Regions from separate parts of the Homo sapiens genome. Here region 1 is linked to region 2. A link is a contact called in ENCODE Hi-C or POLR2A ChIA-PET data. All regions are on one chromosome and are shown on one strand. The core of a region is the stretch at or near the end of the contact, and the rest is flanking DNA. Distances in the headings are between cores, read along the strand shown. Region 1 holds the start of COMTD1 (catechol-O-methyltransferase domain containing 1). Region 2 overlaps KAT6B (lysine acetyltransferase 6B).

Evidence for each region. A loop is a pair of places that touch in the nucleus more often than their neighbours do. ChIA-PET counts read pairs that join two places held with the same protein, here RNA polymerase II (POLR2A). Pooled maps may share reads with other maps.
Region 1: a map of posterior cingulate gyrus shows a loop between it and region 2 (3-fold over the local background). The contact joins the promoter of COMTD1 here to the enhancer-like site in region 2. A Hi-C loop is called at or near these places in 6 of 168 maps with a recorded cell type or tissue (B cell, MCF 10A, OCI-LY7 and 3 more), 12 of 37 single-sample maps with no recorded cell type and 8 of 50 pooled maps. POLR2A ChIA-PET finds 5 or more read pairs at or near these places in 1 of 52 experiments (activated B cell).

Annotation. Positions count from the first base shown.
Region 1 is chr10:75,231,971-75,238,882 of GRCh38, forward strand. It overlaps COMTD1 (catechol-O-methyltransferase domain containing 1), which reads right to left and starts at 3,987. Exons shown (of 7, transcript NM_144589.4): 1 at 3,865-3,987; 2 at 3,646-3,773; 3 at 3,297-3,402; 4 at 3,090-3,208; 5 at 2,968-3,022; 6 at 2,640-2,773; 7 at 1,671-2,255. The coding sequence starts at 3,958. The coding sequence ends at 2,103. RefSeq lists an enhancer at 1,936-2,085 and silencers at 2,716-2,945, 3,106-3,395, 3,526-3,605, 3,766-3,905, 3,941-4,235 and 1 more.
Region 2 is chr10:74,995,749-75,003,062 of GRCh38, forward strand. The region is part of intron 13 of KAT6B (lysine acetyltransferase 6B); the gene reads left to right. Among named protein-coding and RNA genes, the nearest start is that of SNORD172, 22 kb to the right of the region's middle. Within about 2 kb of position 5,068, at least 2 of the 41 ENCODE cell types and tissues checked have a DNase peak (open chromatin) inside an H3K27ac peak, as active enhancers do; they include B cell, where a contact is called at or near this core.

The DNA of each region.
Region 1 (6,912 bases), core at 2,737-5,236, 240 kb after region 2:
GTGGTTCTGGCTGGAAAAGTAGGTAAGAGTACGTTTTCTGATGGGAGAAGATAATTGGATATGATTAAAGGTTGGAGAAGATTTGTTCAACAAATCTGTAATAGACCTGAAGAATGGTAGAACCTGAGTGATAAGAAATGGGTAAGAAAATGGAAGGACTTATCACCCAAGAAATGATACATGCTACAAACTTCCAGGTTGAGAAGAAGCTGGTGAGAGACCAGAGCTCAAGCAAGCTCTCCACACAGGAGGGTTGGGGGCATGAAGACCCCTCTGGTCCCACTATTCCTAGGGGACTGGCTTGAATGGCCCATGTGAATCATGGTTCTCTGGAAGGCCCTCTCCAGACAGACATGACTTAAGTGACAGAGGGTTAGAATTTGAGCCAGCTTGAGTCAGGTAAGAGGAGAAACATGAAAAGATGTCCATGCAGGCTAGGCCTGAAAGCAACTCCAGCAGTGTGAAGTAGACCCGCAGGCAACTAACCACTGCTGGTGGTCCTTCAAAGAGAAAAACCCTAGTCATGGGGACTGCTGCCCCTTAGCTAATGGGTGGCCCTTTATTGGGCAGTGGCTACAGTAATTTGGACTGAGGTGTGGCACGAGTGAGTTAACTGTTTTGTCAAGGATTTCCTTAGAGTAAATTGAACCTATTCACCCACATGCATCCTAATATGCTTTTATGAGTTAGAAAAGGGTAGGTTTCCAGCCGTGGTCTTGCGTAGTGTCCAAAATGCAAAGTTTGTCCCAGGAGCTGTGAGCTCGTGTGGCTTTTTTTTTTTTTTTTTTTTGAGACGGAGTCTCACTTCGTTGCTCAGGCTGGAGTGCAGTGGTGCGGTCTCGGCTCACTGCAACCTCCGTCTCCCGGGTTCAAGCAATTCTGCCTCAGCCTCCCGAGTAGCTGGGATTACAAGCGTGTATCACCACACCTGTCTAATTTCTGTATTTTTAGTAGCGACCGGATTTCACCATGTTGACCAGGCTGGTCTCGAACTCCTGACCTCAAATGATCCACCTGCCTCAGCCTCCCAAAGTGCTGGGATTACAGGCGTGAGCCACTGTGCCCAGCCTCATGTGGCTCTTTTAGCTCTGCTTCCATCAGTCTCCAGGGACACTTCCCACCACCGAGGCTTACCAGGTAGTGGCAAAAGCTGCTTGAATTCCAGGCTAATGCCACTTATGCCTGAGGCAGTGTCAGTGGAAAGAATTTGACCATCTGCCAGTGGAGATAAGATCTGTGAGGTTGGGGAGATTTAAATAAGCAGAGCACCTGGGTCGAAGGTGCTCCATGAGGCCTGGTTCCTTCTCCACCTCCCCTCATAGGCAGATGGTTCAGGAAAGCCTGAAGTTCTCTTCATCCTCTAGGGAGTGTAGTAACAACTGCTGTACCTATAGGCTTGTCTGCTTCACGCCTCCCTGGCCAGTGATCCCCCTCACTTAAGAATTTCAAGGAGACGGCAGGATACTCAAGTCAACCCCACGGCAGGATACTCAAGTCAACCCCGAGGTCCTCAGGTCCAGGCCAACTGGCCTGGCTCTTAGAGGTGATGTTCCCCCACCAGGGCCTCCACTGGAGAGGTGAGGCTGGGGAGCTGACTGTGCTGTGAAGACATGAGCAAGCCGCCAGCAGAACTGGCATCACCTACAAAAGCACACAAGTGACACCCGTGGTCCCCTGCAATCCTCTTTCATGTTGTCAGACACCAGACGTGGCTCTCTACCAGTCCCAGCTGCTCAGAACCAGAGCTTCGCCTGCCCTGAGGGAGAGATGTAGGAGGCAGACAAGCCCGAGGTGCTGGGGTCTCTGGCCATTACACGTGGCCAGGCCAGTTAAAACTTTATAACCTGCCTCCTGCCAGCTGGAGGTTCCTGCAGTTGGGCCACAGACCTGGCGCCAGGGAGGGGACGAATCTCAAGGCCCCTTTCACTGAAGGCAGGAGCTGTCTGTGCTGGGCCTTCCCTCCCTTCCCCATCCAGCGCCACACACGGAGGCTCAGGAGGTCGTGTGTCCCAGCCCCACTTTATTTTCGAATTTAAAACTCAGGGTCAATTCCTGGGGTTCCCAGGCAACCCTCCCTCGAGCCCACTCACTAGGGGCCAGCCCTAGATCTTGAAGGCCAAGGTGAGTCCATCGCCCAGGGGCAGGAGGCTGATGTAGACCCTGACGTCCCGCCGGATGCGTTCGTTTAGGTTTCGCACACACTCGGCCGCCACGTCCCCTTTCGGAGGTTGCAGCACCTTCCCGCGCCACAGGACCTGCGGGAGGGCGGGGCCAACCGGGCCGTGGGAGGCGGGGCTTCGGAGGGAGGTGCTCGGGCGGAAGGCGGGGGACTGGGAGGGAGGTGCCCGGGCGGGAGGCGGGGTCTTGGAGGGAGGTGCCCAGACGGAAGGCGGGGTCTCGGAGGGAGGTGTCTGGGCGGGAGGCGGGGCCTCGGAGGGAGGTGCCCGGGCAGGAGGTGACCAGAGCTGGAGACAGAACCAAAGCGGAGGAAAGCCTGGGTACCGGGGCCGGAGCCCCGGAGGGGGTGTAGCCTACGTGACTGGACTGGGTGGGGCTTTGGGGTATAAGAGGAGTCAAGGGAAAAGATGGGGACCCGGCCCGACAGGGTGCTTTCTCCTCCCCCGCAGTGGATCCCTTACTCTGAGGACGGCGAGGATGCCTCCGGGTCGCAGCAGCTGCAGGCAGCGCTCGTAGTAGGCGGAGCAGTTCTCCTTGTCCGCATCCACCACGGCCACGTCGAAGGTGCCGGCCTCGCCCGCCGCCAGCAGCTCGTCTTGCGGGGGGAGGGAGGGCAGGTGCGGCTGAGTCCGCGGCCCCGGCGGCCCTGAGGCCCCTCCCAGGCCGGCCCGGGCTCTGTGACAACCGGCCCTGCCCTTAACCTGCCCGGCAGGCCCAGTCACAGCTCGGCCACACAGCAGCCTCGTTTGCAATGAATGGCTTCAAAGCCCTTCCCGCTTCGGTGCTCACCCAGGGTCTCCAAGGCGGGCTTCAGCCGGAGGTCGATCTTGTGCTCCGCCTCGGCCTGCGGAGGGAGCGGGTCAGCCGTTGCGCCCCCGCCTGGGGCTGCAGAGCTAGGCGCGGGCGCTCACCTGCCTCCACAGGGGCCGTCCCAGCTCCGGGGGCTGCGCGTCCACCTCGCAGGTCACCACGCGCCCGTCCGCGGGCAGCGCCAGGGCCAGGGCCAGGGCGGAGTAGCCCGTGAAGGTGCCTGGGACCAGGACACAGACGGGCTCAGCCCAGAGTGGGGGTCGGCCCGGAAACCTCGGCCCTCCGGGATCCCGGCCGCGTGCCCCTACCCAGGTCCAGCGCCTTCTTGGCCTGGATGAGCCGCGCCAGGTTGGCCAAGAGCTGGGCCTGCTCGCAGGTCATCATAGAATCCCCCTGCGGCTGCTCCAGGGTCAGCTGCGTGAAAGGAGAGGGTGGCACCAGCCATGCAGGTCACCCACCTTCGCCCTGGGGGTCCCAAGCCCCAGGGGCGCGGTTCTGGGCGTGGCCTGGGGGACTGGCCCTTCGGAACGCCCACCGCACCCGGCCCAGGGAAGCCGGAAGCCCAGGGAGGGCCAGGGCCCAGCCCAAGGTCACACAGCCACGTGGGACCCGCAGGGGTCGAGAGGGACGCCCGTTTCCGTCCCGCGCCCTGCTGACCAGCCTCAGGCTTCGCAGCGCCGGGTGCTCCCGCATGGAGCGGCTCAGAAGATACTGCCACAGGCGGCTGTCCTCGGGGGGAAGCAGGCACTGCTCTCGCCGGCCTCGCCATGGGGGGCACCGCCTCCCTGACGGGGAGAGGGTGTTGGATTAACCTGAGCCACGCCGCGCCCTACTCTGCGCCCGCCCACCCGCCCGCCGGGACCAGGTCCTGCTCACCCAGGAAGAGGCCAGTGGCGAAGGCGGCGCCCAGTGCGGCTGAGCCCAGGGCCAGCGCGGCGGGCACGGAGAGCCGGGGCACCGGCTGGGTCATGGCGCGGGCAGGAGGCGGCGGGAGGCAGTGACAGGTCACGTGAGCTGGAGCTCCTGGGACAGGTCTCGGACTCGCGGGCCCGCCGGGCTCCACCTTGTCGGGGCACTACCCGCGGAGCCGCGGTCTCGGGCATCATCTGGCGGCCACACAGCCTTACTGCAAGCCCCGCCCGAGAGAGCCGGGCGCGATCTGGTGGCCGCGCCGGGAACTGCGCCCCTGCGGGGAGCAGGCCAAGCGCCTAGATCTGAATTTTCCCGCCTGTGCCCGCAGTCCAGGTGCCTGCCTCCATTCCCCTCCTGCCAATGCTTTTTTCTCCTCGCCACCATTTATTCTGAGGCCCCTTGGGGGCATATGTGAATTGTGTATGGAGGGCGCCAGTGTAAGTTACAAGATAGTCACAAGTACAAGAGATAGAGATTAAAGGGGGAAGGCCTCCTGGACAAGATGCCCCAAAGCATCAGGCTGAAGGAGTGAGGGAACTGGTTTGAGGGCATGCAGCCTCGAATTGGGGTTCAGGAGCCCTGGGGTGGGCCTGTGGAACTGAGACCATATTCTTAGCTGTTAAAATCCTGCTTTTGGGGGCCAGATGGATACGAGTGTCTAATCTTGGTCCTGCCAGTCTCTCTGAGCCTCAGTTTCCTTCCTGTAAAATGAGGCCTACAATCTTACCATAAAAGGCACCAGATCCCACAGCTTCGCACACAGTAGCACAATACATAAGTGGCAGCTGCTGTTATGTTGGTAGGTTGGAATGAAGACATCTTGGGGAGAAAGCCGGTGAAGCTCCCTTGCAAGGTTGTTCTGTTGAAACACTGTCCAGAGAACACTGATTGAACCCCTACCATGCGCCAAACTCCGGAGGAGGTGAAAGACGCTGACGCTGTCCTTTTTTTTTTTTTTTTTGAGACTGAGTCTCGCTCTGTCACCCAGGCTGGAGTGCAGTGGCACAATCTGGTCTCACTGCAACCTCCACCTCCTGATTCAAGCGATTCTCCTGCCTCAGACTCTGGAGTAGCTGGGACTACAGGCACGCACCCCTACACCCAACTAATTTTTGTATTTTTTGTAGAGACGGGTTTTGCTATTTTGGCCAGGCTGGTGTCAGACTCCTGGCCTCAAGTGATCTGTTTGCCTCGTCCTTCCAAAGTGCTGGGATTACAGGCCTGAGCCATTGTGCCTGGCGTTGGTGTTCTTTTTTTTTTTTTTGGCAAGGTCTCTGGCAAGGCTGAAGTGCAGTGGCAAGATTACTGCTTATTGCAGCATCGAGCTCCCAGGCTCAGCAATCCTCTTGCCTCAGCCTCCCAAGTAGCTGGGACCACAGGCGGTCACCACTGTGCCCAGCTAATTTAAAAAAAAAAATTTTTTTTTTAAAGAGAAGGGGTCTTACTATGTTGTCCAGGCTGGTCTCGAACTCCTGGCTTTAAGTGATCCTCCTGCCTCAGCCTCCCAAAGTGCTGGGATTACAGGTGTGAGCCCCCGTGCCTGGCCTCTGGTTGGTATTCTTAGTGAAGCTGGTTTCAGAGATGCAGGTCACACACAGCTGGCGGGTGGCCTAAGCTTCACGACTTCTGCCTCTGTGAAATGGCGTTATGAATAGTCCCAACCTCCTAGGGGACCAAATGAGAAAATCCAGGCTGAGGACTTACACAGGGGACCAAATGAGAAAATCCTGGCACTTAGTGAGCTGTCATGTTACCTTTAAAAGGAGTCAAAGTCCGAAGGGCAGCCGGTTATCTTCCTGCTGCACTGCAGATGTCCCCTGGGGTGGAGGCTGTAAGAGCCTTTTTTTTTTTTTTTTTTTTTTTTTGAGATGGAGTCTTGCTCTGTCGTCCAGGCTGGAGCCCAGTGGCGCGATCTCAGCTCACTGCAACCTCCGCCTCCCAGGTTCAAGCGATTCTCCTGCCTCAGCCTCCTGAGTAGCTGGGACTACAAGCGCCAGCCACCATGCCTGGCTAATTTTTGTACTTTTAGTAGAGACGGGGTTTCACCATATTGGCCAGGCTGTTCTCGAACTCCTGACCATGTGATCCGCCCGCCTCGGCCTCCCAAAGTGCTGGGATTACAGGCGTGAGCCACCGCACCCGGCCAAGAATCCATTTTAACAACGCTGACTAGGCATTGAGCTCCACTGGGGGGCTTCCCAGGCGGGGGCTCAACCTGAGCGAGGCCCAGAGGCCAGCTTGTTGAGTAGTTAATGAGAGAGTGGCTTGGCTGAGGATGAAGGCCAGAAACTTGCAGTTTCTTGATCTGAGCTGCAGGAACCTTGGGCCTAGCGGAAGCGAGGAAGGAGGAGGCGGAGCTCTGGGGTGAGGCTACGGGCCGGCCTCTAATCAGAGACAGGGTGGGGCTGGTTCTTTGACCAACCAGCCGGCAGCCCCCGAAGCACATGGCTGTGTGGGGGCAGAACCTGCTGTCTCCGTGCATGCGTGCCCTTTCGGCCCTCCTGGGACTTGCCTCCGGGCTAGCAGCACTGCTCGAGGACAAGCTCCTTGCCCTTTACTCTTTGACCCTCTACGTCCCGCTTGGCCTCTAACTTGACCGTGAATCTCATTCTGCGGGTAAGGACTGAGGCTGCTGGTCTCTCCTTCCCAGGCCTGAGCATACAGCAGGCGCTAAATAAATGCTCTTGACTAGAGTTCTGGCGCTGCCTGGCGCTCCTTGCTGCCAGGAGTAAAAATAGTAACAGCAGGGCCCCTTTATTGAGGACCTGCCGGGCACCAGGCACAATGCATCCAGGATCCGGGGGCGGCTGTGATCTTGTTCCCATTTTCCAGAGCAGGAAAGCTCAGAGACCACCGCCCAGACCCTGCAGCCAACAGAGGAAACGCGCGTACCTCTCCCTTGAACCCTGGGACCCAGAGGGAACAGGCCTTCTTGGCTCCTCTGCTGGGACGAGGGCCCAGCTCGAGCTGGCCTGAGGGCCCTGCGCTCAGGTGGTGCCGCTGACCGCTCTC
Region 2 (7,314 bases), core at 3,818-6,317:
TGTTTCCAATATTTTGCAGTTTAAAAAGTAGTGTCATGAGTAATCTTGGGCATATTTTGACTGATAGATACTTAGGTAGCAGTTATTGTATATTAGATATCCTTTCAGTTGTTAGGACTCTGTTTGGCTAGGTAATAAGTGAGCAGATAATGAATTGTCTTTTACTCGGGCCTGCAGAGCCAGAACCCTGGCTGATGGGCAGGATACAAAACCCGTTCTCCTGGGCTCTGACCCAGGAGAGACCGAGGGAACACCAACTGATTCAGCAGTAGGTGAGAGAACCAAGTGCCAGATGGTGGTGAGGGAGGTGGCACCATCACTCACATGTGTGTTTGTGTATATGCATTTATCTGATGCCAAACTGGAGGATAAAGGAAGATGCGAAGAGTCATGTCCTTCATTTTTTACCTCTTTACTTTAACCTTATTGATTGGGATACCACACTCTACATTCTGCTAAACATCAGCAACCAAAAGGGAAGAAGACATAGCTCTTGCTGGGCTGTCAAGTTCACTGACAAATCAACAAATGTTGCATAGTATTTTGGACAGTATGCCTTGAGAGCTCATAAGAAGTTGAAATGAAAACATTCTAGGCAGAGGGGAGCAGCATATTCACAAGCATGACTGCGTGAGGAAGCATGTTACATACCTGGGTAACTACAGCAGAAACTCCAGGTAGATTAAAGACTTGATTACCAAAAAACAGACACACAGAAACACTTAAAAAGCTAGAGGAGAGGTGGGGTGCGGTGGCTCACGCCTGTAATCCCAGCACTGTGGGAGGCCGAGGCAGGCAGATCACGAGGTCAGGAGATCGAGACCATCCTGGCTAACATGGTGAAACCCCGTCTCTACTAAAAATGCAAAAATTAGCTGGGTGTGGTGGCACACACCTGTAGTCCCAGCTACTCGGGAGGCTGAGGCAGGAGAATCACTTGAACCTGGGAGGCGGAGCTTGCAGTGAGCTGAGATCGCACCACTGCACTCCAGCCTGGGCGACAGAGCGAGACTCGGTCTCAAAAAAAAAAAAAAAAAAAAAGCTAGAGGAGAGATTATGTATAATTATTTATCTGATCTTTGGATGGTCAAGGACATCATAACCATCAAAGCAATGAAAGAATATGCAGATAGACTTGACTATATAAAAATATAGAACTTCTATCTAGTAAAAAGTATTAATATTTAAAGCAAACATAATGAGAAAGATGTTTGATGTTTACAACATATGTGCTAGGCAAAGTTTAATATCTATAGTGTTTAAATAAATATATATATACTTTTAAGTTTGGTAGCATTAAAACAAAAACCCTAATAGAGAAATGGGCAGAGGATCAGCTATGGTGGCTCATACCTGTAATCCCAGCACTCTGGCAGGCCGAGACAGGAGACTCACTTGAGCCCAGGAGTTCAACACCAGCCTGGGCAACACAAGGAGACCATCTCTCTCTCTTTCTCTCTCTCTCTCTCCCCCTGTTCTCCCCACCCCCCCATTCCCCTCCTTCTCTCGTCTCTCAATAAATACATAAACAAATAGGCAGAGGACAGGAACACAGAATGTACAGAAAAGGAAAATCACTGGTGGCCACGACATTGCTGACATTTACTGAGTGAGTAACATGTGCCAACCCCTTTCCTAAGAGTCCTGCATTTATTGATTGATTCATTCAGTCCTCACGGCAACAGTTGAGATATGTGCTTTTAGCCCCATTCTATGGGTGTTGAAATTGAGGCACAGTTACACAAATAAGTTGCACAGCTGCAAATTGAACCCAAGCACTTTAACTGTTAGCCACTCCACTCCGAAGTCTCTTAGGTATAATGGCTAATTCAAATATGAAAAAAAAATTGTTGGTGGTTTAAAAATGCAAATTTAGTAACTGCAAGATTACAATTTTTTGCCTACCACACTAACAAAGAGTTTACAACTTACCCAAATCTAACTAAGCTGGTGGAAAATGGACACCTTATTTACACTGAAGAAAGTGTATATTGGTAGGCATTTTCTGGAACTTTGACAGTGTGTATCAAAAACATCTAATGGTTTTTTTTTTTAATAAAATTTTATGTATTTAAAAACTAGGCTGGGGACAGTGGCTCACGCCTGTAATCCCAGCACTTTGGGAAGCCAAGGCAAGCAGATCACCTGAGGTCAGGAGTTCGAGACCAGCCTGGCCAACATGACGAAACCCTGTCTCTACTAAAAATACAGAAAATAGCCGGGCGTGGTGATGGGTGCCTGTAATCCCAGCTACTCGGGAGGCTAAGGCAGGAGAATCACTTGAACCTGAGCGGCGGAGGTTGCAGTGAGCTGAGATTGTGCCATTGCACTCCAACCAGGTGACAGAGTGAGACTCCATCTCAAAAAGTAATACATAAAACAAAAAATAGAGACAGGGTCTTGCTATGTTGCCCAGGCTGGTCTCAAATTATGGAGCTCAAGCATTTCTCCTGCCTTGGCCTCCCAAGTGTGGGATTCAGGTGTGAGCCACCGTGCCCAGCCTCCAATGGTTATTTTCTAAAGGAATTCATTCTAGGGAAATCAGCATATTTTAATCAACAAACATTATTTTCATAGTTAATATAGCAACATTATTTTGTTTCATATTATTATGTTTTAAATAGTGGACTTCTCTTTTTGCCTCCCTCCCCCAGCCCCTGATTATAGCAATATGGACTCATAGTAGAAAGTTAAAAAAAAAGGTGTAATTAATAGAAGAAAATGTCACCCAGAGAGTTAATGTTTTGGTATATTTGTCCTTCACACTCATTATTTACAACAGGTAAAAAACTAAAACAGACTTGATATTTCAAAGGCAAGAGAGAACCATTCCCACGAGAAAGTTATGGCACATCCATATAATGGAATATTATTAGCTGCTGAGAATTATGTTCTGACCAGGTGCAGTGGCTCATGCCTGTAATCTTTGGGAGACTGAGGCAGGAGGATCACATGAGCCCAGGAGTTCGAGGCCAGCCTGGGCAACATAGTAAGACCCCATCTCTACAAAAATAAATAAATGAAATTAGCTGGGCCTGGTAGCTTGTGACTGTAATTCCAGTTACTCAGGAGGCTGAGTCCTCCATTAAGGATGGCTTGATCCCAGGAGGTCAAGGCTTCAGTGAACTATGATTGCACCACTGCACTCCAACCTGGGCAATAGAACCAGACCCTGTTTCTTAAAAAAAATTATCTGGGAATTTGTAATGCTTGTGATAAGCAAGTGGCTTTCAAAATTATATATGTAATATGTTCTCAATTATGTAAAAAATATGCAAAGCAAAACAAATACATTTCTAGATGACCTCTGGAATTAGAATTACAGATACTTTTTATTTTCTTATTTATACTTTTTGCTGTAACTAAAAAGAAAAGAGGCCAGAGTCAATGGAGGCCTGACAGTGAGGATGCATGGAAAAGAGGCAGGTCCTGTTCGTTCCGTAGCAGGAGCATGCCTGGTGCAGAGTGGTGCTCAGAAAATACTGGTATTTATTGAATGCATAACTGAGCTTGGAGAGATAGTGAGCGCAGCTTTATGTAGCTTTCACTGTGCGTTTGGATGTCTACGTGCACTTTGCACAGACTCCAGAGCTCAGCAGGGGGTCTGCATTAGAGGGAGCAGCTGGGAGTCGTGGACATGCGGTGGTAGCTGAAACCATGGATGTGGGTGAGGGCAACCAGGGGGAAGTGTATAGGGAAACAGGGCTGAGGGTGGAGTGCTTGGAGTGTTAACATCTAAGGGACTAATAAAGAATGAGGAGCTCGCCAAGGAAATTTGCAAAGGGCCCAGAAGTCAGAAGAAAATTGGGAGATAATGGTGTTAGGAAAACCAGAAGAGGTCAGTATTTCAACAGTAACAGTCACAATAATCATCATAGCTGCCACTTCTAGAGCCCTTGCTATGTGTCAGGCACTGTTACCGGAATTACACACATTTACTCACTTAGTCCTCACGGAGACCCTATGGGGTAGGTTACTGTGACCATCTCTCTTCTGGGACGAGACACTAAGAGACTTGTCTAAGATCATCCCCCAGAGATTCAGTGCCCCAGAGAGAAAGTCATAAGAAGTATTCTTTGGACAACTGTATATTAAGTGCGATTAAAAGTAGATTCAAAAAGCTTTTGACTGTTTTATTCTGTTTGGTTGGGCGTAGCGTCTCACGCCTGTAATCCCAGCACTTTGGGAGTCTGAGGTAGGTGGACCACTTGAGGTCAGGAGTTCAAGACCAGCCTGGCCAACATGGTGAAACCCCATTTCTACTAAAAATACAAAAATATGGATGTGGTGGCATGTGCCTGTAGTCCCAGCTACTCAAGAGGCTGAGATAGGAGAATCACTTGAACCTGGGAAGCAGAGGTTGCAGTGAGCTGAGATCACCCCACTGCACTCCAGCCTGGGCGACAGAGCAAGACTCTGTCTTTTTTTTTTTTTCTTTTTTTAAAACAAAGCAAAACAAAACAAAACAAAAGCTTGACTGTCAAGGGCTGGGGACACAGGAACCTAGTTGTCTTTATTTTTAAGCTGGAGAGCCTGGAGCATGTGTATGTACATCAGTAGGGAAAAGAAAGAGCAGCGCTGATGGAAAAAATCGAGGGGAAAACAAAAAGCAACATCCAGGCAGGTGGTTTATTACAAAGTCTGATCTGGCATTTGATGAAATTCAACATTCTCTCCTAACTAAAATACTTAAACCTACTAACTAGAACTATAAGGGTTCTAAATCTCAGATTAACTTTTTCTTTTTTATCGGGGGCAGACGGACGTGTAACTAACGCTATAAAGGGTAAAGGACAGCTGGATCCAAGTCTACAGACTTACGTCTATAGTTTTTAGAGACCAGATAAACTTGCCATTAATATTAATTAATGGCAAGTTCGTCAGTTAAGTTAAATATCAGTTAATTGTACATTCAGGCATTTCTAAAATTAGTATGTTTGTGGAATAATCATAAAAATGTGTCAGCAGTTTCAATTTTTGGCTTTCTTTATTCAGTATTAAAATATTGGGCAGTCCTTCATGGAACAAGGCTGTAACTATAGGAAGCAGAAGTGATTGAATGAATTAGGCATTCACTTCGGGGAATTCCCTTTGCTGGCTCTTCATATGTTGAGGGTTTCACCTTAGCTTTTGTGAGGTCCGTGTGCTATTTAAAAACTGAGTCTATAATTAATCAGCGCTGCTAGAAGATGGTGCAAATGGCCCAGTTTTGTGCCTCCAGGTTATGAATTTGGCTCTTGTCTTCAGTGTGGTTTGCAGCGTCCTTCTACATGTCCCCTTTTTTAGAAATGATACTCCCCTCCACCCCTGCCCCCCACACACATATACAGCCAACCGGATTTAAGGAAAGCAGGAACTACAATAAACTTTTGAGGAAAGATGCTTTAGGGTATGATTTAGTACCTTAGTTCCTTTCTCACTTGAGTATTAATCAGTGTGGTTTTCTGCACCGTCGTTCTTTCCTCCTCTGGTTTAATGACAGAGATTTCTTCTTTAGGTGCCACAACCACCCACGTCCGTAGAGATCCCCGGGCTTGTTTCTCCTTTAGCCTCTGAATAGTTCTTGGCTGATTTCTTGAGGAAGCACCGCATTGGAAGAGAAAAGCATCTTCTCTTTGGTTTCCTGCTCCCTGCTTCTCTGCCCTTTTAAGTCCATAAAGCGAATTAGGAAGAAAGCCACATACTTCATTTCTACCCAGGGGGGTATCATGTCAGGAGGCTAATCATATCCACTCTCTCAGAGAGAAAGCTGCTTCTTCCCAGAATCTTAGATGCAAGCTACTGGTTTAAATGTTGTATTATATGATGGCTAAATACAGAAGTACGTGTCATAGTAGTTCAGGTTGCCAGCTACTACTAGTTTTCACAGTCTGCCTTCAGTGGGCTATTTTGTTTAAAAGAGCTTCCACTTACAAGCTTTTCAAAATACAATTTAAGTGAAACTTAAGAGTGTTTTTAAGTAGAGACTAAGTGGTTTCATCCTACCTGAAAATTGCCTTCTTGAAATAAATGTTTGATACCCACTGGCCTATCTCCTCTGGAAAACAGGAGTTTTCATTTAGAAGTCCAGTTGGTTGGATTCCAGTAAGCCGTTTCACCTGACTGTATTACGCCCCCTGGAACCAGGGCTGTGCAGGAGCCACCGGCTTCTCCCAGAGGGCAGGGTGAGCACAGTATCAGGGCACATGGCTTACCCTCAGGAGCTGCATCCCAGCCTCAAGGCCCTGGTGAGAAACTGTGCTCTCCAGCAAGGGTCTCTGGCCGTCTCTGCACCGTGTGGTCAGCTTAGGGCTGTGCCTCCCAAGACAGGACCTGAGGATGGGTATGGGTAGCAGAGATATTGCTCCCTTTGCTCCTGGGTGTCCAGAGCTCCAGTGCCTGTCACCTCACCTCTAGCAGCCTCAGGAGCTGTGTAAATTCTGTCATATACATGATGAGGGAGATCATGAAGCACTCACTTGAATCATAAAGTCTGTCTGGGGGAGGCTGCAGAGTAAATATTCCACTTTCCCCACTTACAGGCCCCACAAACAAGCCTCAGAAATGTGTTTGGAGGGACCATGACAGCATCTCTTAGGGACTTGTGTTATTTAGTTTTCTCTCTCTCTCTCTTTTTAGTGGCACTAACCAAAAAAAAAAAACAACAACAAACTAGGCTAAGCAAGTGCAGAGTCATTTATAAACTTGCATAGGTCTTTTATATACAGTCATTTATCATTTAAAAACTGAGATTCATTTTGAGAAATGCACCATTAGGCAACTTCATTGTCGTGTGAACATCATAGTGTATGTACTTAGACAGACCTAAGTCGAAGTCTATAGGTTACTACACACCTAGGCTATGTGGCATAGCTGATTGCTCCTAGGTGACCAACCTGGACAGCAGTTACTGTACTGGATACCGTAGGTGTTAGTGGTTGTAACATAATGGTATTTTTGTATCTAAACATATCTAAATATAGAAAAGGTACAGTAAAAATATGCTGTTATAATCTTATGGGACTACCATTGAATATGTGGTCCATCGTTGACCTAAACATCATTATGTGGTGCATGACTGTATTTATTGTTGATTGCCCATGTCTTTCACCAAAAGTAAGCTTCATGAGAGTGTGGACTTTGCTCTTTGCTGCATTCTGATCTTCTAGAAGAGCCTGGCGCTTAGTAGGTTCTTATTAATTGTTGAACAAATGTTAAATTAATTATGACGGGAAGAACTTTTAAAATGTGCTTTCCCTTCTAGTGTGTGATTCTTAGGGACAATTTTATTTTATTAGAACATAAACCATCAGCACTGGTTTACTTACTTCCAAA